3 separate regions of the Homo sapiens genome follow, and regions 2 and 3 are each linked to region 1. Evidence: read pairs that join two places in POLR2A ChIA-PET (ENCODE). Cell type or tissue: MCF 10A. All regions are shown on one strand. Links, peaks and the distances in the headings refer to the core of each region. The heading gives the core; the rest is flanking DNA. Region 1 holds the start of CLP1 (cleavage factor polyribonucleotide kinase subunit 1). Region 2 overlaps TMX2 (thioredoxin related transmembrane protein 2). Region 3 overlaps CTNND1 (catenin delta 1).

The links. Peaks named below come from ENCODE experiments on the same cell type or tissue, not always from the same donor. Only the 100,000 strongest peaks of a DNase experiment are listed, where the experiment ranks them.
Region 2: POLR2A ChIA-PET joins it to region 1 with 6 read pairs; 19 of 35 experiments call an interaction of 5 or more read pairs at or near these places.
Region 3: POLR2A ChIA-PET joins it to region 1 with 5 read pairs; 10 of 35 experiments call an interaction of 5 or more read pairs at or near these places.

What each region holds. Positions count from the first base shown.
Region 1 is chr11:57,652,333-57,663,043 of GRCh38, forward strand. It overlaps CLP1 (cleavage factor polyribonucleotide kinase subunit 1), which reads left to right and starts at 5,430. Exons shown (of 3, transcript NM_006831.3): 1 at 5,430-5,528; 2 at 7,123-7,750; 3 at 8,433-9,533. The coding sequence starts at 7,145. The coding sequence ends at 9,104. It overlaps MIR130AHG (MIR130A host gene), which reads left to right. Exons shown (of 2, transcript NR_186232.1): 2 at 1-569. RefSeq lists an enhancer at 4,904-5,073 and a silencer at 10,609-10,678. In MCF 10A, for the core only: no CTCF peak of the experiment used is centred there; a DNase peak (open chromatin) is centred at 5,289.
Region 2 is chr11:57,722,366-57,732,284 of GRCh38, forward strand. The region is part of intron 1 of TMX2 (thioredoxin related transmembrane protein 2); the gene reads left to right. The region is part of intron 1 of TMX2-CTNND1 (TMX2-CTNND1 readthrough (NMD candidate)); the gene reads left to right. Among named protein-coding and RNA genes, the nearest start is that of SELENOH, 14 kb to the right of the region's middle. RefSeq lists enhancers at 2,622-3,123, 3,124-3,623. In MCF 10A, for the core only: no CTCF peak of the experiment used is centred there; no DNase peak of the experiment used is centred there.
Region 3 is chr11:57,801,603-57,812,313 of GRCh38, forward strand. It overlaps CTNND1 (catenin delta 1), which reads left to right. Exons shown (of 21, transcript NM_001085458.2): 7 at 131-594; 8 at 2,019-2,202; 9 at 3,061-3,178; 10 at 4,280-4,433; 11 at 4,859-4,876; 12 at 5,313-5,381; 13 at 6,563-6,690; 14 at 6,788-6,938; 15 at 7,672-7,864; 16 at 8,507-8,621; 17 at 9,797-9,884. It overlaps TMX2-CTNND1 (TMX2-CTNND1 readthrough (NMD candidate)), which reads left to right. Exons shown (of 21, transcript NR_037646.1): 8 at 131-594; 9 at 2,019-2,202; 10 at 3,061-3,178; 11 at 4,280-4,433; 12 at 4,859-4,876; 13 at 5,313-5,381; 14 at 6,563-6,690; 15 at 6,788-6,938; 16 at 7,672-7,864; 17 at 8,507-8,621; 18 at 9,797-9,884. Among named protein-coding and RNA genes, the nearest start is that of CTNND1, 45 kb to the left of the region's middle. In MCF 10A, for the core only: no CTCF peak of the experiment used is centred there; no DNase peak of the experiment used is centred there.

The DNA of each region.
Region 1 (10,711 bases), core at 2,634-7,633:
GCCTGTAATCCCAGCTACTCGAGAGCCTGAGGCAGGAGAATCGCTTGAACAGGAAGTCAGAGGTTGCGGTAAGCTGAGATGGCGCCACTGTACTCACAGAGGTTGCAGTGAGCCGATCGCGCCAGCCTGGTGACAGAGCGAGACTCTGTTTCAAAAAAAAAAAAAGCATTCTTGGCTGGGTGAGGTGGCTCACACCTTGTAATCCCAGCACTTTGGGAGGCCGAGGTAGGCGAATCACCTGAGGTTGGGAGTTCGAGACCAGCCTGGACAACGTGGTGAAACCCCCCTCTCTACTAAAAATACAAAAAATTAGCCAGGTGTGATGGCGTATGCCTGTAATCACAGCTACTTGGGAGGCTGAGGCAGAAGAATCGCTTGAACCCAGGAGGCGGAGGTTGCAGTGAGCCAAGATGGGACCACTGCACTCTAGCCTGGGCAACAAAGAGAGACTCCGTCTCAAAAAAAAAAACAAAACCAAAAAAACAAAAGTGAAACCAAAACAGCATTCTCAATGTATGACCCCCAAAACCCAGGGAGGATTTATTATTAAATTCTGATATCTCAAGAGACACATGCCAAATTTTTGTCTTATGAAGACATTACATCTTTTGTTGCTATTTTTCTAGCAGCTTCCAGTTAAATTTCATTTGACTCAGAATTCATTTCTCATGGGGTGCTGTCCTGTGCATGTTACTAAAGTATGTGAACACAGAACATATCCCCTAAGACAAAAACCCTGATTTCTAACAGAGTCTAGCATTTAGCAAATGAAGTACGACAAAGATAGGGACTTCTAGAAAGCAGTGCTTGGGGGTGGTTTGTTTTTCTTCTCACACGTAAAGAGGGAAAAAAAAGTTAAGGCAGAGAAATGTGGGTAATGGGAGACATTGCTAGTTGAGCATGAAAATAAAAAGGGATTCTAAATATTTAATCAGGGAAGATTCTGGGGTTTAAAGTAAATTCTGAAAAGACAATGTGGGTGTCTTGAGGGATAGTACTAGAGATTTGGAATTGAGAGAAAAAGCTAGGTAAAGAAAGAAGAGAGAAGTGCTTTTGTTTGGGCAGCAGAAGAGAGGGGAGATAAAAGTAGAACACATGGACACAGGAAGGGGAACATCACGCACTGGGGCCTGTTGAGGGGTGGGGGGAGGGGAGAGGGATAGCATTAGGAGATATACCTAATGCTAAATGACGAGTTAATGGGTGCAGTACACCAATATGGCACATGTATACATATGTAACAAACCTGCACGTTGTGCACCACATGTACCCTAAAACTTAAAGTATAATAATAATAAAATTTAAAAAAAAAAGAAAAAAAAAGATTTTGAAAAGCAATTGTTGAGGAGAACAATGAGAAGTGGGAAAAGGCAAATGATTAGTTTTCAAGGCATGGATCGAAAGTTCTTTTGTTTTGTTTGTTTGTTTGTTTGTTCTTTGAAATGGAATCTCGCTCTGTTTCCCAGGCTGGAGTGCAATGCCATGATCGAGAATCACTGCAACCTCCGGCTCCCGGGTTCAAGTGATTCTCCCACCTCAGCTTCCTGAGTAGCTGGGATTACAGGCATGTGCCACCATGCCTGGCTAATTTTTGTATTTTTCGTAGAGACGGGATTTCACCATGTTGGTCATGCCGGTCTCGAACTCCTGATCTCAAGTGATCCACCCACCCTGGCCTCCCAAGGTGCTGGGATTACAGGCGTGAGTCACTGGGCCCAGCTCGGATTCAAAGTTTGGAAGCAGGCCGGACACCTGTAATCCCAGCACTTTGGGAGGCTGAGGCGGGCAGATGACCCTGAGGTCAGGGGTTCAAGACCATCCTGGCTAACATGACAAAACTCCTTCTCTACTAAACATACAAAAATTAGCTGGGCATGGCAGCGGGCGCCTGTAATCTCAGCTACTTGGGAGGCTGAGGCGGGAGAATTGCTTGAACCCGGAAGGCGCAGGCTGCAGTGAGCCGAGATTGCGCCACTTCACTCCAGCCTGGGCAACAAGAACGAAACTATGTCTCAAGAAAAAGAAAGAAAGAGAGAGAGAGAAAGAAAGAAAGAAAGAAAGTTTGGAAGCAAAAAGAAAATGATCAAGGATCTAGCTGGAGAGGAGAAAAAGAACATATGATGACGGTATTGTTTGGAGGTGGGGTGGAGATGGCAGGAGTGCTTGGTGAAAGATTAAAACTGAGAAAAGAGCTGGGCGCCGTGGCTCACGCCTGTAATCCCGACATTTTGGGAGACCGAGGCAGGTGGATCACCTGAGGTTAGGAGTTCGAGACCAGCCTGACCAACATGGTGAAACCCTGTCTCTGCTAAAAATAGAAAAATTAGCTGGGTGTGGCAGTGGAAACCTGTAATCCCAGCTACTCGGGAGGCTGAGGCAGGAGAACCGCTTGAACCCGGGAGATGGAGGTTGCAGTGAGCTGAGATCGCACCACTGCAATCCAGTCTGGGAGACAGAGTAAGACTCCATCTAAAAAAAAAAAAAAAAAAAAAAAAAGTGAGAGAAGAGAGTGTAGTCAAGCACAGATGCTTTAAATGTTGTGTCCTGACTCTTTCTGTATTTTAGAGGCAAAATGGAGAGCAGCCTAAAGGAAAGGAGGGGTTCTTTTCCCTAAGTTCAGCTTGAGATGGTTATACAATATCCAAATAAAAACAACTTTCAGGTAACTGGGAGAAACTGCCTCAAGGGAGATAGTAGAGGCGAAGATACAGATCTCGGAGATAGATTGCATGGAAAAAGGCGAGGATAAGCCCACTCAGGGAGAAAATTTGCAAATGGAAGACTGGAACTGAATTTTTAAAGAAGAGTGGAAGATTAGGGGACACACAATAGTTAATTGAAAAACTAATGCATAGGCCGGGCGTGGTGGCTCACGCCTGTGTTCTCAGCACTTTGGGAGGCGGAGATGGGCAGATCACTTGAGGTCAGAAGTTTGAGGTCAGCCTGACCAACATGGTGAAAACCCCATCTCTACTAAAAATACAAAAATTACCTGGGCGTGGTGACACACGCCTGTAATCCAAGCTACTTGGGAGGCTGAGGCAGGAGAATCACTTGAACCCAGGAGGCAGAGGTTGCAGTGAGCTGAAATTGCACCACTTCACTCCAGCCTGGGCAACAGAGCAAAACCTCATCTCAAAAAAAAAAAAAAAAAAAAAAAAGCTAATGCATATATGTTCAATGAATGAAATAATTAAAGCAAACCATCAAAGAAAAACTCAGAAGTGATAAGTGAGGATGGCACTGCTTGGGGAGTGCTGCTAAGTAGGGCCAGCAGGAGAAAATCTTTCTGGCGAACCAGAAAATCTTCCCAGTCTCCTCAATATGAATTAACTACGTGAGCCGGACTGAAAAAAGTACTCACCTGTAAAGTGGAGATGACAATTATAGTACCTACTGCATAGGATTCTGGCTACGATTAAATGAATTTACACCTGAAAAGTCCATAGACCAGTATCTGGCATATAACAGTATATAAATGTGGTTTTTTGTTTTTTGTTTTTGTTTTTTTGAGACAGAGTCTCGCGCTGTCGCCCAGGCTGGAGTGCAGTGGCAGGATCTCAGCTCACTGCAAGCTCCGCCTCCCGGGGTCAGGCCATTCTCCTGCCTCAGCCTCCCTAGTAGCTGGGACTACAGGCGCCTGCCACCACGCCCAGCTAATTTTTTTGTATTTTTAGTCGAGACGGGGTTTCACTATGTTAGCCAGGATGGTCTCGATCTCCTGACCTCGTGATCCACCCACCTCGGCCTCCCAAAGTGCTGGGATTACAGGCGTGAGCCACCACGCCCTGCCTTAAATGTGATTTTTTTTGTGAGACAGAGTCTCACTCTGTTGCCTAGGCTGGTGTGCAGTGGCGTGATCTCAGTTCACTGCAACCTCCGCCTCCCCGGTTCAAGCGATTCTCCTGCCTCAGCCTCCCAAGTAGCCGGGATTACAGGCGCCCGCCACCACGCCTAGCTAATTTTTGTATTTTTAGTATAGATGGGGTTTCACCATGTTGGTCAGGCTGGTCTCGAACTCCTGACCTCAGGTGATCCGCCCGTCTCGGCCTCCCAAAGTGCTGAGACTGCAGGCGTGAGCCACCGCGCCTGGCCTAAATGTTTACTATTATTATAACCGGACTCAGAAACTCTGGGTTTGAGTCCTAGCTCTACCAATGGCTGTTAATGTTTGGGCAAACCTCTGCACCTATCTGAGTCTCCTCCCCCATCTGAAATTGGATATAATAAAGCTGTCTTTACAGGGTGGCTGTGAAAGAAGATGCCTGAAAGGGATCTGAAAAATGTTAAGTATTGCACGAATGAATGATATTATAGCCCCTTCCGCCCCAGCCTATAATAAAAACGTAAAAGCTGATATCAGATTTTTTTCTATATTACAGGCATTGTACTTAGTACTTTACAGGCACATTCCTGCAATCGTCAAAACAACTTTAGGAGGTTGGGCACTGTTATTATCCCAACTTTGCAGACAAAAAACGATATCACGCTTGAGCCCAGGAGGTCGAGGCTGCAGTGAGCCATGTTCGCGGCACTGTACTCCAACCTGGGCGAGAGAGTGAGACCCTGTCTCAAAAACAAAAAGAAAAAAAAAAACGATCTCAGAGAGATGAAGCCTGTGATTTGCTCAAAGTCACACAGTAATGTAAGCAGTATAGCAAATAATATAAGATTCCAAAGCCCAAGGTAGTAAAAAGAGGATTATAGACGTGGTGGAACCTGTTGGCTGCGGGGCAAATGACTGACCTGTAACTGTCAGGGATTTATGGAGGGAAATGAGTGCCTAACAAAAATCCTCGTTTAGTGGGAGAGAGGTTGTTGGGTAATGACTGACTTGTAGCTGGAAGAAATCATCGGATTTTTATTCTTTTATTAAAGAAAAAAAATTTGAAATGCCTTCCATGTGCCAAGCACTGTGTCAGGTGGGAGATGACAGCTTGGTGAAACCTCTGTCAGGCTGTCTTCCTCCGCTTTCTCTATCCCTGGGTTTCCCCCTGCCTAAAAAGGATTTTGTGCTTCGTGGCTTGTCCAGGCAAGCAGGCCGTCGCGGGACCTAGACCGAGACAGTGAGTCTCTCTTTCTCCCGGGCCTCCCTTCTGTTTCCTGGGCTGCAGGGGAGCAGGAAATCTGGGGCGAGATTCCCGCCGCGGACGCGCACTGCCGAAGCCTGGTCCCTCGACCTGTCCCTGCCCAGCGCGGGGGCGCAACCGCCACGCCTCCTCACCCCTCCCTCCGGCTGCACGAATAATGACAACAGCCGCCCCTCCCACCTTTGGCGTCACGTTCAAAACAATCCTTTGACTACAACTCCCAGAAGGCCGAGCGGCTTAGCGAGTGCACCCGCTCTCGGCTGCTCCGGCAAACTACACATCCCAAAGGGCAGCGCGCGACCGCGTGTCCTTTCACAGCGCAAGTGCGGAACTGCGTTTGTTTCCGGCGTGGGTCCGGGCAAGAACCGCTTGTAGTTTGGTTTAAATTCTGCACGGGAGGACCTTCTGAGTTTACCTGTTGGGCTCCTGGCTGCGCAGGTGAGTTAAAAAAAGGGCAGGAACACAACTGTCACCTCCTTGGGGTCTGGGGACATTTTGGTGTCTGGGGAGATTTTGGTGTCTTGGGGAGATTTTGGTGTCTGGGAAGGTTGGGACAAATGCTGGAGCTAGAGCTGCAGTCCAGGATCAGAAATAATTCATATCGTTTCCTTGCCGTTTTCTAGTTTACGAAGTGCTTTTTTTTCCTCCCACAATTCCTGTAAACCCCAAGAACAACACTGTATTTGAGGAAGTGTAAGTGCTTCCAGTCGACAGCTTCAAAGGTTCAGAGAAGTTAAGTGATTGTCTAAAGACACTACTAGTAGTTACAGAGACGAGGATTAGGCTGTTTTCTGAGTTCAGACCCGGTGTGCTCTGCTTTGCATCCGTATTTCAGACGCCCTTTCCTGTTGACTAGGATGATTGGGGTCAGGGCATCTGTTACCTTCTCAAGTTTGGAGTTTACCAATAGAGTGATGGAGGGTGATATAATTAAATCTTCTGTCAGTCTGTAGGTATGGTTTTTCTCTGATGTCTGAGACATTAATTCACTCAATGTATTGAGGTGCCTACAGTCTGTCAAGCTGTATTCTAAGCAGTATATAGTATCAAACAAAAATGCCTAAGTCTTACATTTTGGGGTGGAGGAGGCGGGGAAGACACAATATATAGTGAGACCGATGGTGATAAGAAATATGGAGAGAATTAAAGCAAGGTAAGGGGAAACATTCATTGTATGTTTTTATTATTTATTTATTTATTTGTTTATTTTATTTTATTTTTTTTTGAGACAGAGCCTTGGTCTGTCACCCAGGCGGGAGTACAGTGGCATGATCTCGCCTCACTGCAACCCTGCAACCTCCACCTCCTGGGTTCAAGCGATTCTCCTGACTCAGTCTCCTGAGTAGCTGGGACTACAGGCGCCCACCATTATGCCTGGCTAATTTTTGTATTTTTTAGTAAATACTGAGATTTCACCATGTTGGCCAAGCTGGTCTTGAACTCCTGACCTCAGGTGATCCACCCACCTTGGCCTCCCAAAGTGCTGGGATTACAGGCGTGAGCCACCAGGCCTGGCCAATATTTGCATTTTTTCTACAGACGGGGTTTCACCATGTTGCCCAGGCTGGTCTTGTACTTCTGAGCTCAGGGGATCTGCCCAACTCAGCGCCCCAAAGTGCTGAAATTACAGGCCTAAGCCACTGTGCCTGGCCCATTGGATGATTTTTTTTTTTTTTTTTGAGATGGAGTCTTGCTCTGTTGCCCAGGCTAGCATGCAGTGGCACAATCTCGGGTCACTGCAGCCTCTGCCACCTGGGTTCAAGCGATTCTCCTGCCTTGGCCTCCCAAAGAGCTGGGATTACAGGCACCCTCCACCATGCCCGGCTAATTTTTTTTTTGTATGTTTAGTAGAGACAGGGTTTCACCATGTTGGCCAGGCTAGTCTTGAACTCCTGACCTCAAGTGATCCAGCCACCTCGGCTTCCCAAAGTGCTGGGATTACAGGCGTGAGCCACCATGCCTGGCCCCATTGGATGTTTTTGTAACAGAAGACTGACTTATAATTAGATCTGATATTTAATTTGTGTTCTAGGCACAGCAGCTACACAGAAGAGATGGGAGAAGAGGCTAATGATGACAAGAAGCCAACCACTAAATTTGAACTAGAGCGAGAAACAGAACTTCGCTTTGAGGTGGAGGCATCTCAGTCAGTTCAGTTGGAGTTGTTGACTGGCATGGCAGAGATCTTTGGCACAGAGCTGACCCGAAACAAGAAATTCACCTTTGATGCTGGTGCCAAGGTGGCTGTTTTCACTTGGCATGGCTGTTCTGTGCAACTGAGCGGCCGCACTGAGGTGGCTTATGTCTCCAAGGACACTCCTATGTTGCTTTACCTCAACACTCACACAGCCTTGGAACAGATGCGGAGGCAAGCGGAAAAGGAAGAAGAGCGAGGTCCCCGAGTGATGGTAGTGGGCCCCACTGATGTGGGCAAGTCTACAGTGTGTCGCCTTCTGCTCAACTACGCAGTGCGTTTGGGCCGCCGTCCCACTTATGTGGAGCTGGATGTGGGCCAGGGTTCTGTGTCCATCCCTGGTACCATGGGGGCCCTCTACATCGAGCGGCCTGCAGATGTCGAAGAGGGTTTCTCTATCCAGGCCCCTCTGGTGTATCATTTTGGTTCCACCACTCCTGGCACTAACATCAAGCTTTATAATAAGGTCAGAGCCAGAGAAAGGTGGGGTGGAGGGAAGGGCTGCTATCAGGGTAGGAAACTGGAGAAGTTTACTAGTTAACACTGCATTTTCTCAGCTGGTATTTCTGCTGCATTACTTTAGAAAGGCAATTCCAAATATGTCAGTCTCAGATTGTTAAACATTTCTGTGGATCTATTCTTAGTAATTTGTTAGATTTTCACTTAGGGCATAAAACAGGAGGCAGAAGCAGCAACATAAAAATTAAATCCATGTTATGGTATCAAAACTACAGCCATTAAAAATGTCATTTTTTCAGGCTGGGTACAGTGGCTCATGCCTGTAATCCCACAACTTGGGAGGCTGAGACGGGTGGATCACCTGAGGTCAGGAGTTGGAGAGCAGCCTGGCCAACATGGTGAAACCTTGTCTCTACTAAAAATACAAAAAGTAGCTGGGCGTGGTGGCTGGTGCCTGTAATCCCAGCTGTTCAGAGACTGAGGCAGGAGAATCACTTGAACGCGGGAGGTGGAGGTTGCAGTGAGCTGAGATCGTGCCACTGCACTCCATCCTGGGCAACAGAGTGAGACTCCATTTCAAAAAAAAAATCATTTTTCTTATATCTAATAGCACTTATTCTAAAGAGGAACAAAGTAGCCATGGGTTTGTCTGGGTGTTTTTGTTCTTACCTTGATCCTCTCTTTTGCAGATTACATCTCGTTTAGCAGATGTGTTCAACCAAAGGTGTGAGGTGAACCGAAGGGCATCTGTGAGTGGCTGTGTCATTAACACCTGTGGCTGGGTCAAGGGCTCTGGTTACCAGGCTCTGGTGCATGCAGCCTCAGCTTTTGAGGTGGATGTCGTTGTTGTTCTGGATCAAGAACGACTGTACAATGAACTGAAACGGGACCTCCCCCACTTTGTACGCACTGTGCTGCTCCCTAAATCTGGGGGTGTGGTGGAGCGCTCCAAGGACTTCCGGCGGGAATGTAGGGATGAGCGTATCCGTGAGTATTTTTATGGATTCCGAGGCTGTTTCTATCCCCATGCCTTCAATGTCAAATTTTCAGATGTGAAAATCTACAAAGTTGGGGCACCCACCATCCCAGACTCCTGTTTACCTTTGGGCATGTCTCAAGAGGATAATCAGCTCAAGCTAGTACCTGTCACTCCTGGGCGAGATATGGTGCACCACCTACTGAGTGTTAGCACTGCCGAGGGTACAGAGGAGAACCTGTCCGAGACAAGTGTAGCTGGCTTCATTGTGGTGACCAGTGTGGACCTGGAGCATCAGGTGTTTACTGTTCTGTCTCCAGCCCCTCGCCCACTGCCTAAGAACTTCCTTCTCATCATGGATATCCGGTTCATGGATCTGAAGTAGAGATCAGCAGGAAGCCTTGCTGCCTGGGACATAGAGATCATCTGGCCACCCCTAGAGGCAGATGGGCTGAGATAAAAGACTGTTGGGGCCACCTGACCAGTAAACTGTGGACTAGTAGAAAGTTCATATTCTACCTCTAAAAACAGGTAGTGGTAACCTGACTCTTCTAATCTTGAACCAAAAGGAAAACCATGAGACTGTAATTGGTTTCTTAGACCACCTAAGATGCCACTTTGAATTCTCTAAGACCCTGGAGAATTGCATTTCTTTCACTGTGCTACTATGTGGTTTTTAAAAAATCAATGCTTTATATTCCATATGTGGTTCTTACCCATTTATCTAGGATGAAAGTGTGAATTAGAGGGACTCCTTCCAATAAAGTTCAAACTTAAAAAAAATCATTTTAATAAATATTTTTGCCATATCATAGAAGTTGGTATAATTTATTTTTTTCCCCTAAGCGTTATAGAAACATAATTGGAATGATTTATTGCTAAAATGCTTGGAGGAGGGGAAAACCAAGAAACCTACCTGTGAGCCACGTCAGGTTTTTTTTTTTGGTGGTGGTGGTGGTTGTTTTTGTAAGAGTCTCACACTGTCACCTGGGCTGGAGTGCAGTGGCGTGATCTTGGCTCACTGCAACCTCTGCCTCCCAGGTTCAAGTGATTCTCCTGCCTCAGCCTCCCAAATAGCTGGGGTTACAGGTGCCCGCCACCACGCCCAGCTAATTTTTTGTATTTCTTTTAGTAGGGACAGGGTTTCACTATGTTGGCCAGGCTGGTCTCAAACTCCTGACCTCATGATCTGCCTGCCTCGGCCTCCCAAAATGCTGGGATTACAGGTGTGAGACACTGTGCCCGGCTGTGAGTTCTTATGATAGTTCACCTTTCCTCTGCGCTTAGGTAAGTAGATGGTAAATCTGCTGTCAGTGCTGGATTTACTGTGGGGAGTTAGAGGCTGGTGATAATCTTGGAATGAGATTTCATATCTAATCATTTTCCAGAGATAGCTCATTTTCCTTCCAGTACAGCTATCCTTGTCTATTTGATTGGAACTAGGCCCTAAGTCAAAGTGTAACTTAAGCTTTCAGGTGGTAAGAAACTGGGAAAGCCCATTCTTTTTGATCTCTTGCAAATGACTGTTTGGTGTCCCTGGTTTGCACTTGGATTACTTAAGTATCTGATGCCATTCATCCATTCCTTCTTTTCATAAATGTTTACTGAGGACTGACTGTTTGTCAGGAGCCACTGTAGATGGGGAACAAGACAGACAAAAGTTTTATGGAGCTTACATTATAGAATAAACAAATTTAAAAAGGCAAGTGCTATGCAGAGACTTAAATTTGGGGGATATGAGACAGAGTGACTGGAGGCTACTTTAGATTGGGTGGTCAGGAAAGGCCCTTCCTGAGCATACATTTTGGGCTAAGACTTGAATGGCTGTGTGAAGTCTGGGGCAAAACCTTCCTGGTGAGAAAAAACTGCAAAACCCTAATAAAGGAACAAGCTTGATGAGTTTGGTGAAGAGAAAAGCCAGTGTGGTTGAAGCTTAGTGAACCAAGAAAGACTGTACAAGATGAGGCTGGAGGGGGCAGCAAAGACCAGATA
Region 2 (9,919 bases), core at 1-5,000, 67 kb after region 1:
TGTGAGTCACTGCACCCGGCCCTCTTTCTCTTTTGAAAAGGCCTTGAAAGATGGCTCTCTCCTTCACCTTTTGTTGTGTCCTGTAACTTTTACTAATTATCTAAAGTAAGGGAGAAAAATTGTTTTTGAAAACAGGCAAATAAAGTATCTTTTGAACATGGCTTTTATTCTGCATGCCTGTTATATCTGTATCTTTATATGTGTCATATAGAAGTGATACTTTACTGCCAAACTACATGAAAGAGCTCTAATCAAGTAATTTAAAAAATGTAAGTGCTTATCACATTGGTAAAAGCTAGCTCAGATGCCTTTTAATTTACATAACCTTGGTAAAACTCTCCAGTGATTTAAAAATCTTAAAGTCATGTTTAAACCCTCAAGTTTTTTTTTCCCCCACTGGAAATTTGGGTTACTAGAAGTTAAGATAGTAGAAACATAAAATATGCTTTTATTAAAATTTTATTGGCTGGGGTGCAGTGGCACAAGCCTATAATCCCAGCACTTTGGGAGGCTGAGACGGGTGGATCACCTGAACTCAGGAGTTCGGGACCAGCCTGGTCAACGTGGCAAAACCCCATCTGTACAAAAATACAAAATTAGCTGGGCGTGGTGGCGTGTTCCTGTAATCACAGCTACTTGGGAGGCTGAGGCAGGAGAATCCCTTGAACCCGGAAAGCAGAGGTTGCAGTGAGCTGAGATTGTGCCAATGCACTCCACCCTGGAGGATAGAGCAAGACTCCGTCTCAAAGAAAATAAATAAATAAATAAACACACGGATGTCAACTCTCAAAAAAATGTAAGTTTCTTTTTTGTTAAGAAACTAAGTGGCTTGGGCTGGGTACAGTGGCTCACGCCTGTAATCCCAGCACTTTGGGAGGCCAGGGCGGATGGATCACCTGAGGTCAGGAGTTCGAGACCAGCCTGACCAATGTGATGAAACCCCATCTCTACTAACAATACAAAAAAAATTAGCTGGGTATGGTGGTATGCACCTGTAATCCCAGCTACTTGGGAGGCTGAGACGGGAGAATTGCTTGAACCCGGGAGGCGGAGGTTGCAGTGAGCCGGGATTGTGCCATTGCACTCCAGCCTGGGCAACAAGAGCAAAACTCCGTCTCAAAAAAAAAAATTCATCGCAAAAAAAAAAAAAGAAAGAAAGAAACTAAGTGGCTCACGCCTGTAATCCCAGCACTTTGGGAGACTGAGGCAGGCGGATCACAAGGTCAGGAGTTCGAGACCAGCCTGGCCAACATGGTGAAACCCTGTCCTACTAAAAAAAATACAAAAATTAGCCGGGCATGGTGGCGAGTGCCTGTAATCCCAGCTACTCGGGAGGCTGAGATGGGAGAATTGCTTGAACCCAGCAGGCGGAGGTTGCATTGAGCTGTGATCACACCACTGCACTCCAGCCTGGGTGACAGAGCAAGACTCTGTCTCAAAAATAATAATAATAATAATAATAATAATAATAAGCTAAGAGTTGCTTTATAATGAAGAAAATTATACAGATAAAACTAAATGGATTTTTTTTTTTTAAAAAGGAAAACAAAACAAGCCAGGGCAACAAAACTCTGAGCCCTATGGTTACCAAGAAAATAGTCAATATAGGGGAAGGGCAAAACCAAGTAACTATTTAAAACCAAAGGGTGTAATGTAAAGGAATTGTTCCATTTTGTAGATTGGTATCATTCAGCTTCTTTTTTTAAAAAAAACTTTAGTGGATTGTGAAAATAACTGCTTTAAGGACAAAATTCTTAATTTTAAATGCTACAGAATTTAAGAGCTTGTTTGAATTAATGCAGGACCCAGAACTCATTACTGAACAGTCACTGAGTATATATGATCCAAACGCAAAGGGGGTTTATTCTTGAAAAAGCAATCAGCCTAGTGGGCCAGATAATGCCATTATAAGGTCTCTTTGCCCTGAGAAGGGAACTGCCCAACTCTCCCTTTAAAATACCAAGTGAAGTACCCCAGATGAAGCAGTTAGTATGTTTCATATACAAGCCATGTTGCACTAGCTTTATGATAACTGGGATATCCTCCCACCAAATATGTCTATTACCCAGGTCATGGTAAATTTGGAGGTTAAGAGGGCCCGTTTTACATGGGTGCCCTCCTACAGAATCATAGGTCTGTTTAAGAAGCCTTACCAAATATCCTGTCCCTCATAGGTCTTACAGATGCAACCCCATGCTGGGAACGCAAACCCTTTGTACCAGAAAAGGTAAAATGGTCTGGGGATTAAAAAAAAAAAAAAAGGCTTCCTGGGACCAGAACATAAAAACATACAGGTTAATAGAACTGTAAAATGTAAGATGTTTAAACAAGCTTTATCTAAGGTAGTTGTAACCCCTTTTACCTAAATGTCTTATGAAAATGGGTACTATAAGGCTGGGCATGGTGGCTCACACCTGTAATCCCAGCACTTTGGGAGGCTGAGGCGGGTGGATCACAAGGTCAAGAGTTCAAGATTAGCCTGGCCAAGGTGGTGAAACCGTGTCTCTACTAAAAATACAAAAATTAGCTGGGTGCGGTGGCAGGCGCCTGTAATCCCAGCTACTCGGGAGGCTGGGGCAGGAGAATCACTTTGAACTCGGGTGGCAGAGGTTGCAGTGAGCCAAGATCGTGCCACTGCACTCCAGCCTGGGCAACAGAGTGAGACTGTGTCTCAAAAAAAAAAAAAAAAAGAAAGAAAAGAAAAGAAAATGGGTTCTACATCTAATTGGGGGATGTTTTCCCCTTTCTAGTACTGTAAAACTGAAGATGTAAATCTGCTCATGTAAATCCTCCATTGCATAGCCTTTTGTGTGGAGCATTTATCGGGGCTGATGGCAAAAACTAAGCCCTGACTTTTTAAGTGCAGATTAAGCCATTATTTATCTCTCCCTGTTTTACTTCCAAGGAAACCGAAATCATGGTATTCTGAAGACTAGAAACATGAATCTCCCTCATTTGGTATCCCACTGACCCTGGATCTGTTTCACTGCTAATGCTCTGCTGCTAAAACTATACAAGCTGCCTCCCTTTGGGCCAGGGCACATGAGGTTATAAGGGCTGGTTTTGAGGGATAAAATTAGGTCAAGATTGGCTGGTCGAGGTGGCTCACGCTTGTAATCCCACCACTTTGGGAGACCGAGGCGGGTGGATCACTTGTGGTCAGGAGTTTGAGACCAGCCTGGCTAACAGAATGAAACCCTGTCTCTACTAAAAATACAAAAATTAGCCAGGTGTGGTGGCACATACCTGTAATCCCAGCTACTTGGGAGGCTGAGGCAGGAGAATCGCTTGAACCCAGGAGGTGGAGGTTGCAGTGAACTGAGATTGTGCCACTGCACTCCAGCCTGGGCGACAGAGTGAGACTCTTATCTCGAAGAAAAAAAAAAGGTCAAGATTAAACCCTCCAAATCAAGAAGGGGGTACTAAAAATGCCCAAACAGCTGGTAAAACAAAATTGGTTGCCTTCTAAACTATTATGTGTTACTTCTGCATCCACCCCAACCATAAAAATTTTCTGCTTACTATAAAATTAAGGAAAAATATTTACTAACATTATAAAGTACCATGGAACAAAGCCTCCTGGGTATAATACTCCAAATTATAAGTCGTGAAGATAAATATATCTACAGATACAGATATGTATATATACATATTTTAAATTATTTCTCAGAATGATGCTTATGTTTTGTATAGCTAATTGCTATAAGTCTGTAACAGAAACCAAGCTTACAGTAGCTCCACATAAAAGTTAAAAATAAGTCAGTCTGCCGGGCGTGGTGGTTCACTCCTGTAATCCTAGCACTTTGGTAGGCTGGGGTGGGCGGATTTCCTGAGGTCAGGAGTTCGAGACCACCCTGGGCAACATGGTGAAACCCCATCTCTACTAAAATACAAAAAATCAGCCAGGCGTGGTGGCATGCGCCTGTAGTCCCAGCTACTCAGGAGGCTGAGGTAGGAGAATTGCTTGAACCCGGGAGGCGGAGGTTGCAGTGAGCCGAGATCACGCCACTGCACTCTGGCCTGGGCGACAGAGCCAGACTCCATCTCCATAAAAGATAAGATTAAAAAAAAAACAAGTCAGTCTTGTAACTTTGTTTTTTGGGTTTATTGTTGGCTTTTTTTTTTACTTAATAATTTTAAGAAGTAATGAATGCCTGTCCACATCCATTCCTATATGGCCTAAAACAATTGACTATAAGTCTTTTGACTCTTAAGGCCCTCAGCCATAGGGAGTCCTGCCAAGGAAAAAACACTGTAGAATTATATGACTTCTCCTGTGACAAAACCTTTTCTCCCAAATACCAGTATATGGTGCAATACAAAAGTTGTGGGAAAAATAGGTTTCTACTTTTAATAAGTCTGTAACAATTTAAACACCAAGGACCAGGCATTTCTCCCATTTAATTTATATCCTCCCTCAGGATGCTATACCTATGGAGATAAATTGGCGGAAAGAGAGATTAAATTTATTACATTCTAATTTAATGTTGGTATCACAATTTTCAAATAAGATTTATCACAGGGTTCAAATAACCCTTATTAAGGAGTACAAACACACTGTAAGTCTATTCAAAGAATAGATGATGCATGCAGGGTTTTTCCTGGCTGATTGGGTTGTTTACTGCCCTCAGATTCTACCTATAACCCTGAGTGCCCAAATCTTCACTGTCTTTATGATATTTGTTATTATATTAGCATTAGGCATTTCTTGTAAATATTATGCCAGATACAGCAAAAGGCAAAGGCACAGTTAAAGACCCGGATCATAATAGCTCAGAAAATAGATCTGATCCGGGATTTTTTTTTAGACTAAGCCTGACTCCATTTCACCCCTTAAACAATTGGCTATTACATCAGGTCAGACCATGTCCTCCCCCCATTATCCAAATCGCTAATATTTAAAACTATTACCATCAAATCAAAGGACTCTAGAAACAAGCCTTCCTAGTCCTGTGGGACCCTGCCAGATAGCCAAATCAGACAACTCTAGGAATGAGGTTTCCTAGCACGTTGGGACCTGCTGGTGTTTGTTGGTCTACACATACATTCTATGGAATGCTTTTTGGCCAAGAGAGGGGACTGAGGACTAAGCTATGATTTTTTTTATCTTGCCCAAATTCCTTTCTAAGGGGTCTGGGTAATCATGCCCTAAAAACCATAAATTCTCATCAGATGGGTTTTATTTAACCCTGGATATCTATTGTGACTTACTTTCCTATCTGACTCTGGCATAACAAGGAAGAAACTAAAAATGTTTTACCCCAAAATCTGTTTCCTTCCCATACCTTGAAATTGCCCTACAAAGTCTCTTCTGGGAAAAATCCACATTCTGTAGAGAATCCCCTCTCCCCTTTGTTTTCCTTCCTTCTCAGATCCAGGAAATAATCAACTAAGAGCTAGGCACCCTTTTAAGTCCAATAAGAAACGATTTACAACCTGCTCTCTCTGAAGTCCGCTGAGAGCTTCCTCTGCACAATAAAACTTGGCCTCCTCAATCCTTTATCATAACCTGAACATTCCTTTCTGTGAATCCCAGGTCTTTAGACAAACTCAACCAATTGTCTGCCAGAAAATGTTTAAATTTACCTACAGCCCCGCTTTGAGTTGTCCTGCCTTTCTGAACGAAACCAATGTATTTCTTAAATGTATTTGATTGATGTCTCATGCCTCTCTAAAATATTAAGCTCTACCCAGACCACCTTGGGCACATGTTCTCAGGACCTCCTGAGGGCTGTGTCATGGGCCATGGTCACTCATATTTGGCTCAGAATAAATCTCTGAAAATATTTTACAGAGTTTCACTCTTTTTTTTTTTGAGACGGAGTCTCGCTGTGTCGCCCAGGCTGGAGTGCAGTGGCGCCATCTCGGCTCACTGCAAGCTCCGCCTTCCGGGTTCACGCCATTCTCCTGCCTCAGCCTCCCGAGTAGCTGGGACTACAGGCGCCCGCCACCATGCCTGGCTAATTTTTTATATTTTTAGTAGAGATGGGGTTTCACTGTGAGTTTGACTCTTTTTGGCAACAGTAATATGGCTCCCAACGTTGGCCTCAGAGAAGACTCAGAACCCCAAAGGAGTTGCCCGAGACTGGAGGTAAGGTACCAGCAGGGGCCCATTGAAGCCCCACTGAGTTCGAGCTTCTCCTTCGGTGGAACTGTTAAGTCGTCCTGAGCCCCGGACCTCCCTTCAAGGGCTGATGGTTCTTGATTTTTTCTGAGCTGGTTTTTTGCTAGGAAGTTGTTGTTTAAGGATCCTGATTGTAGTTTGGGTATGCATTCTGAAGGGAATTCTCTATTGCTTTTTCTCCTAAAATTTATCTTGATTCGGTTCATCTGTGTCCATTTGTGTGAGGAACTGAACTGTTGCTTTCATAGAGACTGAGTTTTTCAGCTCTGAAGAGAAAGGGTGTTTGCTCTTCCCAGCTGAAAGGTGCCCCTGGGTGACTGGGGGCTTTGTGGGAGTGTCCAGGGGTTGACCCCCAAGACGTACAGCGGCCCTAAAGGGAAATCCCTTTAGGGATTAATCCCCAAAAACAATTAATTTAAAAAATGGCTCATCCAGGAAACACACATGAGGGCTGATCACCCAGCGTTTTGAGCCCTCTCAGAGGTCACAGACCTCTGGAGAGAGACACTTAAGAGGGCAGAAACGACTCAGTGGTGACACTGTGGAGTCCTGCCTGCAAGCAGCACGCATCAATCCACCACACATCAATCCACCACACAAGAACCCTAGGCTACAGCTCAGCTCCTCTAAGGAGAAAAAAAAAAGGCGAGAAACAAATCTAAGACTAAGGAGAAAATGAGGAGAATGTCCCCTTTTCGGGTCCTTCATAGGTTTTATGGCACCTCTACTTGCCAGAATTGATATAAAATGGAAGTAATATGGTCTTTGTGCACATTTGCATTAAGAAAAAAGAGTCCTAAGGTCAAACTGAAAACTATAGAGTTCTAGGTTCTGTTTTTTTTTCTGCCTGCTTTAGATCGGCTGTTACTTTTCGACTGAGATAAAAACCACTGTTCTCTGTTTTTTTGCAAGTCGGTGAAGTTGTATTTGTCTCATGGCAAAAGTATTGAATTAATAGCTATGGGAACTGTGTGTGTGTGTATTTAAAGGCCTTTATAATAGACTTATATAATTTTACGTTCAATTGGCAATTGAAACCCTTTTAATTTCCCTCTAGCACACCAGACTTTCTCTTCTTACCTTATGATGTAAATTTTGCTATCTGATTTTCACCTGAGTTGCCTTTAATATGCAAATTTAAGGCTGTTTAGCTGACAGCTGCCTAGGGTAGGATTTTTAAAAAACGGAACAAAAAGGAGGTTGTTATGAGTCTATGCCATGTGCTTCTATCGGCATACCTAATAAGTCTATATATTTATGTGTGTGTATACAATATTTTCACTACTGAAAATATATAAAGAGCTCTAATTAATTGGCTTAAAAATATATAAAAGCGGGTAGGGCGCAGTGGCTCACGCCTGTAATCCCAGCACTTTTGGGAGGCCGAGACAGGTTGGATCACAAGGTCAAGAGTTTGAGACCAGCCTGGCCAACATGGTGAAACCCCGTCTCTACTAAAAATACAAAAATTAGCCAGGCATGGTGGCATGCACTGTAGTCCCAGCTACTAAGACTGAGGCAGGAGTATCGCTTGAACCCGGGAGATGGAGGTTGTGGTGAGCCAGGATCACACCACTGCACTCCAGCCTGGGCAACAGAGCAAGACTCCGTTTCCCCCCACAAAAAAAAATAATTATATATATATATATGCATGTGGTGGCCATGGTGCCTCACGCCTGTAATCCCAGTAACTTTGGGAGGCCGAGGTGGGTGGATCACCTGATGTCAGGAGTTCGAGACCAGCCTGGCCAACATGGTGAAACCCCTTCTCTACTAAAAATACAAAAATTAGCCAGCCATGGTGGTGGGCGCCTATAATCCCAGGTACTTGGGAGGCTGAGGCAGGAGAATCGCTTGAACCTGGGAGGTGGAGGTTGCAGTGAGCCGAGATCACACCATTGCACTCCAGGCTGGGCAACAAGAGTGAAACTGTCTTTAAAAAAAAAAAAAAAAAAAAAAAAAAAAGGCCAGGCATGGTGGCTCATGCCTGTAATCCCAGCACTTTGGGAGGCCGAGGCGGGCAGATCATCTGAGGTCAGGAGTTCAAGATCAGCCTGGCCAACATGGCAAAACTCCGTCTCTACTAAAAATACAAAAATTAGCCAGGCATTGGTGGTGGGCGCCTGTAATCCCAACTACTCGGGAGGCTGACACAGGAGAATCGCTTGAACCCAGGAGGCGGAGGTTGCAGTGAGCCGAGATCGTACCATTGCACTCCAGCCTGGGCAACGAGTGAAACTGCGTCTCAAAGAAAAACAAAAAACCAAGAACCTTGTAGAGTGAATTTTTGCCCTCAAATAAAATAACTGGGTTGCTTGAGAGAGAGAGACATTTAGGGTAAAACAGCCTAACCATTGTGAATGATCTATGTAAGTCATAATACGGTTAGTAAGAAGGAATTTTTAAAGGGGTTGTATAATTCGGTTGGCTATGATTAAAGAAAATCATATCTTTCTAGAGATTAGTCTTTAATATTTAAAAAATGCACTAACACAAAACTTAGTTAAAACAAGATTTTATTACAAATATTGAGTTATTTTTAATTCAATAAATTTTTAAATTCTGTAATGTGTTTCCTTTAACATTCTTCAGATTGATATCTTAAAAGTGCCACTCTTTCCGTTTTTTGTTTTTTGTTTTTTTTTTTTTTTTTTTTTTTTTTTTGAGATCCAGTTTCACTCTCGCTCAGGCTGGAGTGGAGTGGTGCAATTTCCACTCACTGCAACATCTGCCTCCCTGGTTCAAGCGATTCTCCTGCCTCAGCTTCCCGAGTAGCTGGGATTACAAGCATGCGCCACTGCACCCAGCTAATTTTTGTATTTTTAGTAGAGACGGAGTTTTGCCATGTTGGCCAGGCTGGTCTTGAACTCCTGACATCAGGTGATCTGCCCGCCTCAGCCTCCCAAAGTGCTGGGATTGCAAGGGTGAGACACCGCACCCAGCCTTTTTTTTTTTTTTTTTTTTTTTTGAGACCAAAAAAATTAAATCAATGTATTTGATGTCTTATGCTTCCCTAAAATATATAAAATCAAGCTGTAGAGCACCTTGGGCACATATTCTCAGGACCTCCAGAGGGCTGTGTCACAGGCCATGGTCACTCATACTTGCCTCAGAATAAATCTCTTAAAATATTTTACAGAGTTTGACTCTTTTCGTCAACACTGGCCACTGGACTTCACCCAAAAATAAGGCCTCCAAGTGGTGGAGACCAAGAAGCTCCCACTTGGTCACAAGTCGAGCTTCCAAGGACATAAGATGAGAAGGAAACCTCATCTGGTTTTTATTTTGGGGACCCACAGCACAATTTGTATGTCATTCTGATAAGAATTTTAAAACTCACCCACCAGTCTGGAGGGCCAGCTTGACCAATAGGCTTACAGGGGCTTTATTCTGATGTTGTACTTTATGGTACCCTACTCTATGACAAAATAACACAGGAAGATATAACAAGAGAAAAAGACTATTTTGGGGAGAAAAAGAATCAGACAATGTGAATATTCATACCAAAAACATATCAAAGTTGCTACACCTAAGACTAATCATACAAATGTTCTTTTCCCATTAATCTTAAATTTGGAAAGGAAAAGGAGACCAAAAGTGGTTTTTGTCTCTTTATTCATGTGTCTTTTTCTTTTTACTAGTGTTTCCGTGTGCGTTGATAAATTTTTCCTTTTCTCATGTCAATCTGCCTTTTGTCAGCTCATTTTCAGCAAAACTTTAGAAGGTGGAGGGGAGGCTACCTTTGTGCCTATAAGCAACATCTGTGCTCAGATGAAGGCGCATCATCCAGAATTT
Region 3 (10,711 bases), core at 2,918-7,917, 150 kb after region 1:
CAAAGGAGAGATAAGATGAGCACACTGAAACTCCAGTTAATCCTCCTTTGCAGATGAGGGTAATGGGAATGTCCAGGAAGCTAGCCATAATGACTTGATGTATTCTCTTGGTTCTTCCAAAACTTCTCAGGAGCTATGAAGACATGATTGGTGAGGAGGTGCCATCGGATCAATACTACTGGGCTCCTTTGGCCCAGCATGAGCGAGGAAGTTTAGCAAGCTTGGATAGCCTGCGCAAAGGAGGGCCTCCACCTCCTAATTGGAGACAGCCAGAGCTGCCAGAGGTGATCGCCATGCTTGGATTCCGCTTGGATGCTGTCAAGTCCAATGCAGCTGCATACCTGCAACACTTATGCTACCGCAATGACAAGGTGAAGACTGACGTGCGGAAGCTCAAGGGCATCCCAGTACTGGTGGGATTGTTAGACCATCCCAAAAAGGAAGTGCACCTTGGAGCCTGTGGAGCTCTCAAGAATATCTCTTTTGGACGTGACCAGGATAACAAGATTGCCATAAAAAACTGTGATGGTGTGCCTGCCCTTGTGCGATTGCTTCGAAAGGCTCGTGATATGGACCTTACTGAAGTTATTACCGGTGAGTTCTAGGCCTAAGGAAAATTGCTAAGTCAGTGTTACTCTCTAGTGATGTTGAGAACTAGAGGGATTTCCAGACCTTTTACTTTTGATGAAAGGTTGTGAACTGGTGGCTGTGGGTCAAATCCATCTCACAGATTTGTTTGGATCACACAGCATTATTGAAATTTTAAAGAACTGGTTGCTGATGTTTAAAATTCAGAAGATTTCACTTAAAATTCCAGATTCTTGGCTTCTATTAAAAACGTGGAAGAGTTGTTAACAATGGATCTCTTTTCTTCCTTAGCAGTATTTGGTCTGAACTGATTGGAGCATGTGCTCTCTAATTTACACTAATCTCCAACACATTCTATTATCTGACCAACTACAGCTGTTTAGGAAGTTGTTTCCCAAACATGGAGCTGTCAACTGCTATTTTTTCACATGCTTGTAATTTCTTTTAATTATCTTCCTCTCTTGACTCACCGGCTTGACCCATATAGACATTTAAGCTTGTGGTTCTTGCTTTATTTAGAGCAGTAGTTTTTCAGATTGTGGGTTGTGATCTATTTGTGTGATCCGTTAGTGAATAAAACAAAATTTTGTGGAGCATAATCAGCATTCCAAGGGAAAGGAATAAAGAAAAAGTAGTATAGACCATTGTTTCTCAGTTGTGGGCCATTTTGCCTGCCCTGCCCTGAGGACATTTGGACATTTGCAGTGTTGGAGATATTTTTGGTTGTTATAACTTGGAACAGGGGAGAGGGAGTGCTACTGGCATCTAGTGAGTAAAGGCCAGGGGTACTGGTAAACATCCAACAATAGACAAGACAGCTCCTCATAACAAAGAATCATCTGGCCGAAAATGTCAGTGGTGCTGAGGTTGAAAAACTCTGGTATAGACAGATCGGAGAGCATTGAGCATTGCTTATAGTTTTGTTTGTTTTTTTTGAGATGGAGTCTCGCTCTGTCACCCAGGCTGGAGTGCAGTGGCACAATCTCAGCTCACCGCAAGCTCCGCCTCATGGGTTCACGCCATTCTCCTGCCTCAGCCTCCCAAGTAGCTGGGACTACAGGTGCCCGCCACCACGCCCGGCTAATTTTTTGTATTTTTAGTGTTAGCCAGGATGGTCTTGATCTCCCAACCTTGTGATCCGCCCGCCTTGGCCTCCCAAATTGCTGGGATTACAGGCGTGAGCCACCACACCCAGCCTGAGCGTTGCTTATAGTTAAACATTGTTTGTTTCATGATCTGTATGTTTATTTTGAGCTATAATGTAGAATATGTTTCTTGGTGAGGGTCGCAAACAAAGCTTGAATATTACTATAAGGTATTTGGTCACTGGGGAAGACTGAGAAGTGATACGATAGGGGGATTCTCTTTGACGTTCTTCAGACATATTGTCTTGAATGCTCAAGAGCCATCTGATGAATTGTCTCTTCCAGGAACCCTGTGGAATCTTTCATCCCATGACTCAATCAAAATGGAGATTGTGGACCATGCACTGCATGCCTTGACAGATGAAGTGATCATTCCTCATTCTGGTTGGGAGCGGGAACCTAATGAAGACTGTAAGCCACGCCACATTGAGTGGGAATCGGTGCTCACCAACACAGCTGGCTGCCTTAGGTAACAGTAGGGACTTTGAGAATATGAAGATGAATTTTTGAGGACTGACTTAAATTTCCTAAAAAAAAAAAAAAATTAAAATTCTTTAGCCTATTCTTTAGCCTCCATTCCTATCTGTATTGCATACTGTAACTCCAACCTTTCTATCTTTGTTGCTATTCTCTCATGTATACCACATGTACCTATATCAGTTTTCTTGCTGTTCCCCACACATCCTCTTCACTTTTATGCCTCTTTGACTTTGTTCATCTACTTTGGTAAGCTTTTGTTCAGCATCTACCACATGTAAGGTGGTCTAGTCCTGGACTTGTGTGTGTCTATGTCCTTGCCCTAGTTATTTGTATTTCAAGTCAGGCTGTGATAAATTCAGCAAAAGGGGTACAGAGTACTAGGAGGTTAGGGCATGGGTGAGGAAGGTCTGTTCTTTCTGTGATGCCTTTCTCTTCTTATTTATCTTTTTGTGGTTAAACTCAAGTGCCTTTATTTTATTAAAGTTTTCCTGAATTCTTTTTATATCCTATAAATGCTGCTATATAATCTTTCTCTCTTTGGAATACACCTCTGTGTGCTGTGTTCCATTCTACATATGTATTATATACTTCCATACGAGAAGTATATATTCCATCTTGAATTACTGCATCTGGTACATATCATTAATCCCTACCCCACAGTGATATAAACATTCAGAAGGCAGGGACTGTTAATCAACTTTCTCTCAACTGCAGTACCTTGCTTATAATAGGTATTTACTATTACAGTGAGTAGAAAAACATATTCAGGAATCTTGTAGGTGTTGAGGGATATTTAAGGGAGGATTTCTGGATTTGAGTCATCTTGAAGCTTCTGGTTTCCCCTCAGGAATGTAAGCTCAGAGAGGAGTGAAGCTCGCCGGAAACTTCGGGAATGTGATGGTTTAGTTGATGCCCTCATTTTCATTGTTCAGGCTGAGATTGGGCAGAAGGATTCAGACAGCAAGGTAAGTGCTGTCTTACCTTTAATGGCTGAGTGAATTTCATTCACCACAACTATGAAGTATCTGTAGGTCAGAGACCTATCATCTCAGGCTTTCAAGTAACATTAAATATTTATACTGTCCCCTACCCCTTATTTTTGAGACAGAGTCTTGCTCTGTTGCCCAGCCTGGGGTGCAGTGATGTGATCTCAGCTCACTGCAACTTCTGCTTCCTGGGTTCAAGCGATTCTCATGCCTCAGCCTCCCAAGTAGATGGGATTACAGGCGTGTGCCACCACACCCAGCTAATTTTTGTATTTTTAGTAGAGACGGGGTTTCACCATGTTGGCCTGGCTGGTCTCAAACTCTTGACCTCACGTGATCCCCCTGCCTCAGCCTCCCAAAGCATTGGGATTACAGGCGTGAGCCACTGTGCCCAGCCAAGCCCTTACTCCTTAAAGTGGGTATTCAACTTAAAACATGTTTTTTGTTTGTTTGTTTGTTTTTTTGAGATGGAGTCTGGCTCTGTCCCAGGCTGGAGTACAGTCCCGTGATCTCGGCTCATTGCGACCTCTCCCTCCTGGGTTCAAGCAATTCTCTGCCTCATCTCCTGAGTAGCTGGGATTACAGGCACCTGCCACCATGCCCGGCTAATTTTTGTGTTTTAGTAGAGACAGGGTTTCACCAGGTTGGTCAGGCTGGTTTTGAACTCCCGACCTCAGGTGATCCACCCGCCTCGGCCTCCCAAAGTGCTGGGATTACAGGTGTGAGCCACTGTGCCCGGCTTTTTTTTCTTTTTTTTTTAAATCTGTCACCTATGTATTTTAAAGCTGCTTAGCTGTCTTCCAAAATTGTACATTGTCTAAGTAGTAAGAATGATGATCCAATTTCAGTCACACACCAAATAGTGGCAGAAGCCAATAAGTCCATAGTTGGACCTTCCATTAGCCTGAGGCTACCGGGATTTCAAGAAGCCTGGAGCACTTAAGAGGCATCCTGAGAAGTTATGGATTGGGTTATGCATTTGAAGATCAACATTTTAATACCTGAGTCATGGAAACCTGTACTTGTGGAGAAATCACAATAGACATTCTTTTTTCTCATTGGCCCTTTTATGTCCCTAAGCTTGTAGAGAACTGTGTTTGCCTTCTTCGGAACTTATCATATCAAGTTCACCGGGAGATCCCACAGGCAGAGCGTTACCAAGAGGCAGCTCCCAATGTTGCCAACAATACTGGGCCACATGCTGCCAGTTGCTTTGGGGCCAAGAAGGGCAAAGGTGAGTCTTGGTTCCTGTTTCTTAGTCTTTAATGTGGGATAGGGAAAGGAAGGAACACTTTAGCTTAAGGTACAAAATACTTGGCAACAGTATGGGAGTCTGCCTGGTTATGGATGTCTTTTTGGTTTGCTGCTTTCCCTGTGTTGTGTGCTTCATTCAAGGTGTGGTGATGGGATGGTGGTTGTGATGTGTTGGTGGTGGTGGTGGTGGTGGTGGTGGTGGTATCAATGAGTGGGGCAGTGGAAAATGAGAACTCAACTAATCTGGGACCTTCTTCCCCATACGTCCTTTGCATTTTCTGTGTTTTTCTTTTCTTCTCTGTGCTTCCCTGCTTATTTGCCCATGATTCTGCTGACATCTTTCTCCTGCATTTTTCTTATTTCATTTCTCTTCTCTGCTTTCTACCTTGGGTGATGCACTGGAAGATGAGTGGTTCTCCAGAGGTGAGTGGAGTCTTTTAAGGTGCTTATCTACTTCTAATTTGCATGTTTTGATTTTAGCTTCCCTAGTATGTCCTTGCCTAACCTTTCCCTGTCTATGCATGTAGGAAAGTTCAGTTGAGGAAGACACTGAAACAAGTTTAGCTCTTTGGAGCTAATAGCTCACGGCATGCTGTTTCTGGGCAGCAGTCCCCATTATCAGAACTCAGGACAATAGCATCAACAGTGGTCATCCTCATCTTACCTATCTGCTGCCTGTTTTCTATCCTTGTTTCTGAATAGTCCCCTGCTGGAACAAGTTGCCCTCACCTGCCCCTTTTCCCCTCGTGGTGCATCTGTGATCAAAAGGTTCTGACTGAAGGATGAAAAATGTGCCAGGTGGAATCTTTTCTTTTTTAAACTGGCTTACCCCTTTTCCCGCCCTTTTTCATTTTTGTAGGGAAAAAACCTATAGAGGATCCAGCAAACGATACAGTGGATTTCCCTAAAAGAACGAGTCCAGCTCGAGGTAAGTTATCTTCTCAGTCTCCAAAGGTCTCATAAACATAGTACAAAGATAAGATATTTAGTAACCTAACAGCAGACTTTATGTAATACGTTTATTGTCCTCTCTTTTCCAACTTACAGATTTGAAATGATTGTGAAAGTATTGGGAAGCTGCATAGTATTATAGCAGTAACTTAAAAAGGACTGCTTGTTAAGGCAGTTATTCAGGTTACTTGAGGATAGAATAAGGTCCTGATGGTAGTATAGAGCAGAAATTTAGGAACCATAAATGGCCACTGTAGTGCCTGAGACTTAAACCTCACTATTAAAAGAGGCTTCTTTACCAAGAAAGATACTTTTTAGGCTGGGCACAGTGGCTCATGCCTGCAATCCCAGCACTTTGGGAGGCCGAGGCGGGCAGATCACCTGAGATCAGGAGTTTGAGACCAGCCTGGCCAACATGGTGAAACCCTGTCTCTACTAAAAATGCAAAAATTAGCTGGGCATGATGGTGGGTGCCTGTAATCCCAGCTACTCTGGAGGCTGAGGCAGGAGAATTGCTTGAATCTGGGAAGCGGAGGTTGCAGTGAGCCAAGATCGCGCCACTGCACTCCAGCCTGGGCGACAGATAGAAACTCCGTCTCAAAAAAAAAAAAAAAAAAAAAAAAAAGAAAAGATACTTTTTGTACTTTACTAAAAGAAATTTGGATCTTTATATTCATCAATACAGTGAGTCCAAAGTTCACAGCTCTCCATGGATATAAAAATTGTAAACGTTTAATCTATAATGGACCCTTGTAGTAATCGCAGAGGTGGGAAGAATGACTGGGTTAAGTTAGAAATAATTGATTTGAGATGAGGAATTTTTAACCTTGAGTGCTGTCAATGAGCTAAATGGAGCCCCTGAGCGCTCATGGTAGAACCAAAGGCAAAGCTATGGGAGAGGAGGCAAGAAGGAAGGAAAGAGAGGAGTTGAGTATAATGAGTTGATATTTGTTCTACTCTTACCATGGATTCATTATTCTTAAGACATGGAATTTGGCCTCTAAGTTTGCTGTAGAGAGTGTGAGAGAGTTTAGGGAACCTGATGGTATAGAAGCATAAATCCATCAACTGAGAGTACTAAGGCTGGACTCCAGCCAGCTAGAGCCTGGTTTATTGGTACTGATTAGCACCCTCTGCTTCTATTTCTCTTTTGTGCAGGCTATGAGCTCTTATTTCAGCCAGAGGTGGTTCGGATATACATCTCACTTCTTAAGGAGAGCAAGACTCCTGCCATCCTAGAAGCCTCAGCTGGAGCTATCCAGAACTTGTGTGCTGGGCGCTGGACGGTACCTTTTAGAAAAGGGATTTGGAGATGGGAAAACTTAGATAACTAGTTTGCTGCCATTTGTAATTTGTTCCACCCCTTTCTATTTGCTATTCTAGTATGGTCGATACATCCGCTCTGCTCTGCGTCAAGAGAAGGCTCTTTCTGCCATAGCTGACCTCCTGACTAATGAACATGAACGGGTGGTGAAAGCTGCATCTGGAGCACTGAGAAACCTGGCTGTGGATGCTCGCAACAAAGAATTAATTGGTGAGGAGTTGAATGCTAACTGTTACCTCAAAATTTAGTACAGTGTTTGTAGTCCAGCAGGTGCCTAATAATTTATTGAATTTATTGAAATGACTGAAGGGAAGGACCCTCCCCCGCTTCATAGTTTATGAATGCGAGAGTTGGTAAGGGTTTTAGTTTAATGGTTCTTGGAAAGAAAACAAGTGACAACTCTTCAAAAATAAAATAATAATTGCTATTATTTATTGAGCACTTACTTTGTTACTAAGCGTTGTTAAACACTTCTGTGTTTCCATTTAATCCTCACCACTTTACAAAGGTCCATTTTTTTAAATAGGATAAGGAAATAACTCATGGAAGTTAAGTAAATTGCCCAGAGTTAATGTAGCTAGTTAGTAGCAGAACCCAGTTATTTATTTATATTTTAAATTCATAATAACTCTTCTATTAAATTATTATAATATTCAAGATATTTTCATTAGAGTATCTGAAAGGACTGTGTAGCTTATTTAATATACAGTATTTACACTTTCAATGTGGTTGAAGTAGAAAAGAAATAAAGGAATAGGTAGGACAGTAAATCCATGGCTATTTCAGGTCCTTAGCCCTTTTGATATGATAATCCTATAGGATAATGAAGTTGATTCATGTGGACAGCACCTACACTTGATATGATTAATGCAGTTAAGTATAATGTAAGGCTCTTCATGACCTGACTTGATCTTTTCTCCCTGCATACATTCTTTCTTACTAGGTAAACATGCTATTCCTAACTTGGTAAAGAATCTGCCAGGAGGACAGCAGAACTCCTCTTGGAATTTCTCTGAGGACACTGTCATCTCTATTTTGAACACTATCAACGAGGTTATCGCTGAGAACTTGGAGGCTGCCAAAAAGCTTCGAGAGACACAGGGTATTGAGAAGCTGGTGTTGATCAACAAATCAGGGTGAGCTTACCACCTAAAATTACAGTCAAAAGAATTTGAGTGAGTGGAGAGTTGTTTTCCTCTTTTGGTTACTAAGAAAGGAAATTTCCCCTTATTTACGTGTAATGTGTGAAGAGCTATTGCTCTATTATCTGTCTTAATGTTGATCCATAAATTGATAATAGATTCATGTCAAACTTTTCTTGTGTCGCTATTTGGGATAGAATACAGGATTTGGTAAAAATTTGATTTAACCCATTTTGGCATTTATATTCTTTTTTGTTTGTTTGAGGCAGAGTCTCGCTCTGTCACCCAGGCTGGAGTGCAGTGGCGCAGTCTCTGCAACCTCCACCTCCCGGGTTCAAGTGATTCTCCTGGCTCAGCCTCCTGAGTAGCTGGGACTACAGGTGCGTGCCACCATGCCCAGCTAATTTTTTGTACTTTTAGTGGAGATGGGGTTTCACCGTGTTAGCCAAGATGGTCTCCATCTCCTGACCTCAGGTGATCCACCTGCCTCAGCCTCCCAAAGTGCTGGGATTACAGGCAGGAGCCACTGTGCCCTGCCCCTGGCATTTATATTCTTATGTTATTAGAGGATATAGGGTCTAAGCTTTTTTCCTGATTTTATATCCAAATTCCGTATGGTGTTACTTTCCTCCAAAGGAACCGCTCAGAAAAAGAAGTTCGAGCAGCAGCACTTGTATTACAGACAATCTGGGGATATAAGGAACTGCGGAAGCCACTGGAAAAAGAAGGATGGAAGAAATCAGACTTTCAGGTATAGTAACTTTTGAGACCAAGACTTTTACTTTTTTTTTCTTGGTCCCAGGATAATGCTTCTGTTTTCTTTCGTTTCTTCCATTTCACCATCATGCTAAACCTATTTTTTTTTTCTTTTTCGGAGACAGAGTCTCACTCTGTTGCCCAGGCTAGAGTGAAGTGGCGCAATCTCGGCTCACTGCAACCTCTGCCTCCCGGGTTCAAGTGATTCTTGTGCCTCAGCCTCCCCAGTAGCTGGGACTACAGGCACATGCCACCATGCCCAGCTAATTTTTTATATTTTTAGCAGAGATGAGGTTTCACCATGTTGGCCAGGTTAATCTTGAACTCTGAGCTTAGGCAACCTGCCTCGGCCTCCCAAAGTGCTAGGATTACAGGCATGAGCCATCACACCTGGCCTCATGTTAAATCTATTTTTGACCCATATTTCTTAATTAGGAATTATTTGGCCAGGTGTGGTGGCTCACACCTGTAATTCCAACACTTTGGGAGGCTGAGGCAGGTGGATTGCCTGAGCCTAGGAGTGTGAGACCAGCCTGGGAAACATGGCGAAACCCATCTCTACCAAAAATAAAAATAAAAGTAGCCAGGCGTGGTGTTGTTTGCCAGTAGTCCGAGCAACTCAGGAGGCTGAGGTGGGAGGATTGCTTGAGCCCAGGAGGTAGAGGTTGCAGTGAGCCGACATCACACTGCTGCACTCCAGCCTGGGCAACATAGCTAAACCCTGTCTCAAAAAAAAAAGAAAAAAAAAAAGATTTGGTTTACTCCTCAAAAGGATGATGTGTCTACAATTCATTTGTTGCCGACACAGCTCAGGTATCCCTCTATGTCATAACATACTTTAGGTGCAGGTGATGATGAAGGATGATGGCCTTTTTGACTTTTGCCCAAATCTACCGTAGCCCTTTGAGGGAATTTTTACTATTCTCTGAAACTGTATTTTCTTCTGATAGTGTCAATATTTGGATCCTTTGTAATCTCCTGTTCTGGAACACAAATAGAAGCCATAATATCCTAGTTTGTCTCACTGTCTAGGGTATTTATTCAACTCTTATAAGTTGCTTTTTCATGATTCTATTTGGGAATAGGAACCTAGAGGTTTATGCCCATTAGAGCATAAGATAGGGTGAATTCAGTATTCTGTCACATTGTCGCATTTGTGTTTGCCTCTAGGTGAATCTAAACAATGCTTCCCGAAGCCAGAGCAGTCATTCATATGATGATAGTACTCTCCCTCTCATTGACCGGAACCAAAAATCAGGTGCAGTATCCAGAAGGCACACCCTCTCCTTTTAGCCACTCTTGCTGTTCTAGGTGGCTTACTAAGAAATAGGATATATATTATTTCTGAATTAGCTAGCCTTTTGTGGGAGGGGAATAATTTTCCACTCCAGGATCCTAACGCAGAAATGGGTAGGTCTTAAGCATTAGAAATCAAAACAAAACAGGTAATTAGCCTGAATGTGATTCCTTTATCATTGCTTGTGAACTTAAAACACTGGAAAGTGAACTCTAGTCTGTTTTGTCTATTTTTTCTCCTTTTAAATTTCCATTTAATACTTAATATTGTAATAGTTACTATTTTAAAATTACAAAATATAAACAATCAGAAAAATAACAAAAAATCACTTGTTTCTTTTATCCAGAGAAAACCACTTGTATCTTTTAAAACATTTTTATCATGTGAGTAAACACATTTTTCCTCTGAGATGAATTATATATTTTGTTTTGTAAATTTTTTCTTTTTCACATAAAGTGTATATTGTGACCATTATTATCTTAATCACACTTGGCTTTTTCCTTGATTATTGGTTCTTAAAGTGTGGTCTGAGAGTCCCAAGATTGTTACAATTTGTACTGATGGCACAGAAAGCAGTGATGCTTCTTGCTGGTGGCTTAGCACAAACCAGGGCAGTGACATAAAGCTGAATGAGTCATTGTAGTCTTCATTGCCACTCACATAGGTAAAAGCAGAGAGCCATTTTCACTTAACTGGAGAAGAAAAAACATCAGGCCAGGTGTGGTAGCTCATGCCTGTAATCCTAGCACTTTGGGAGGCTGAGGCGGGCAGATCACCTGAGGTCAGGA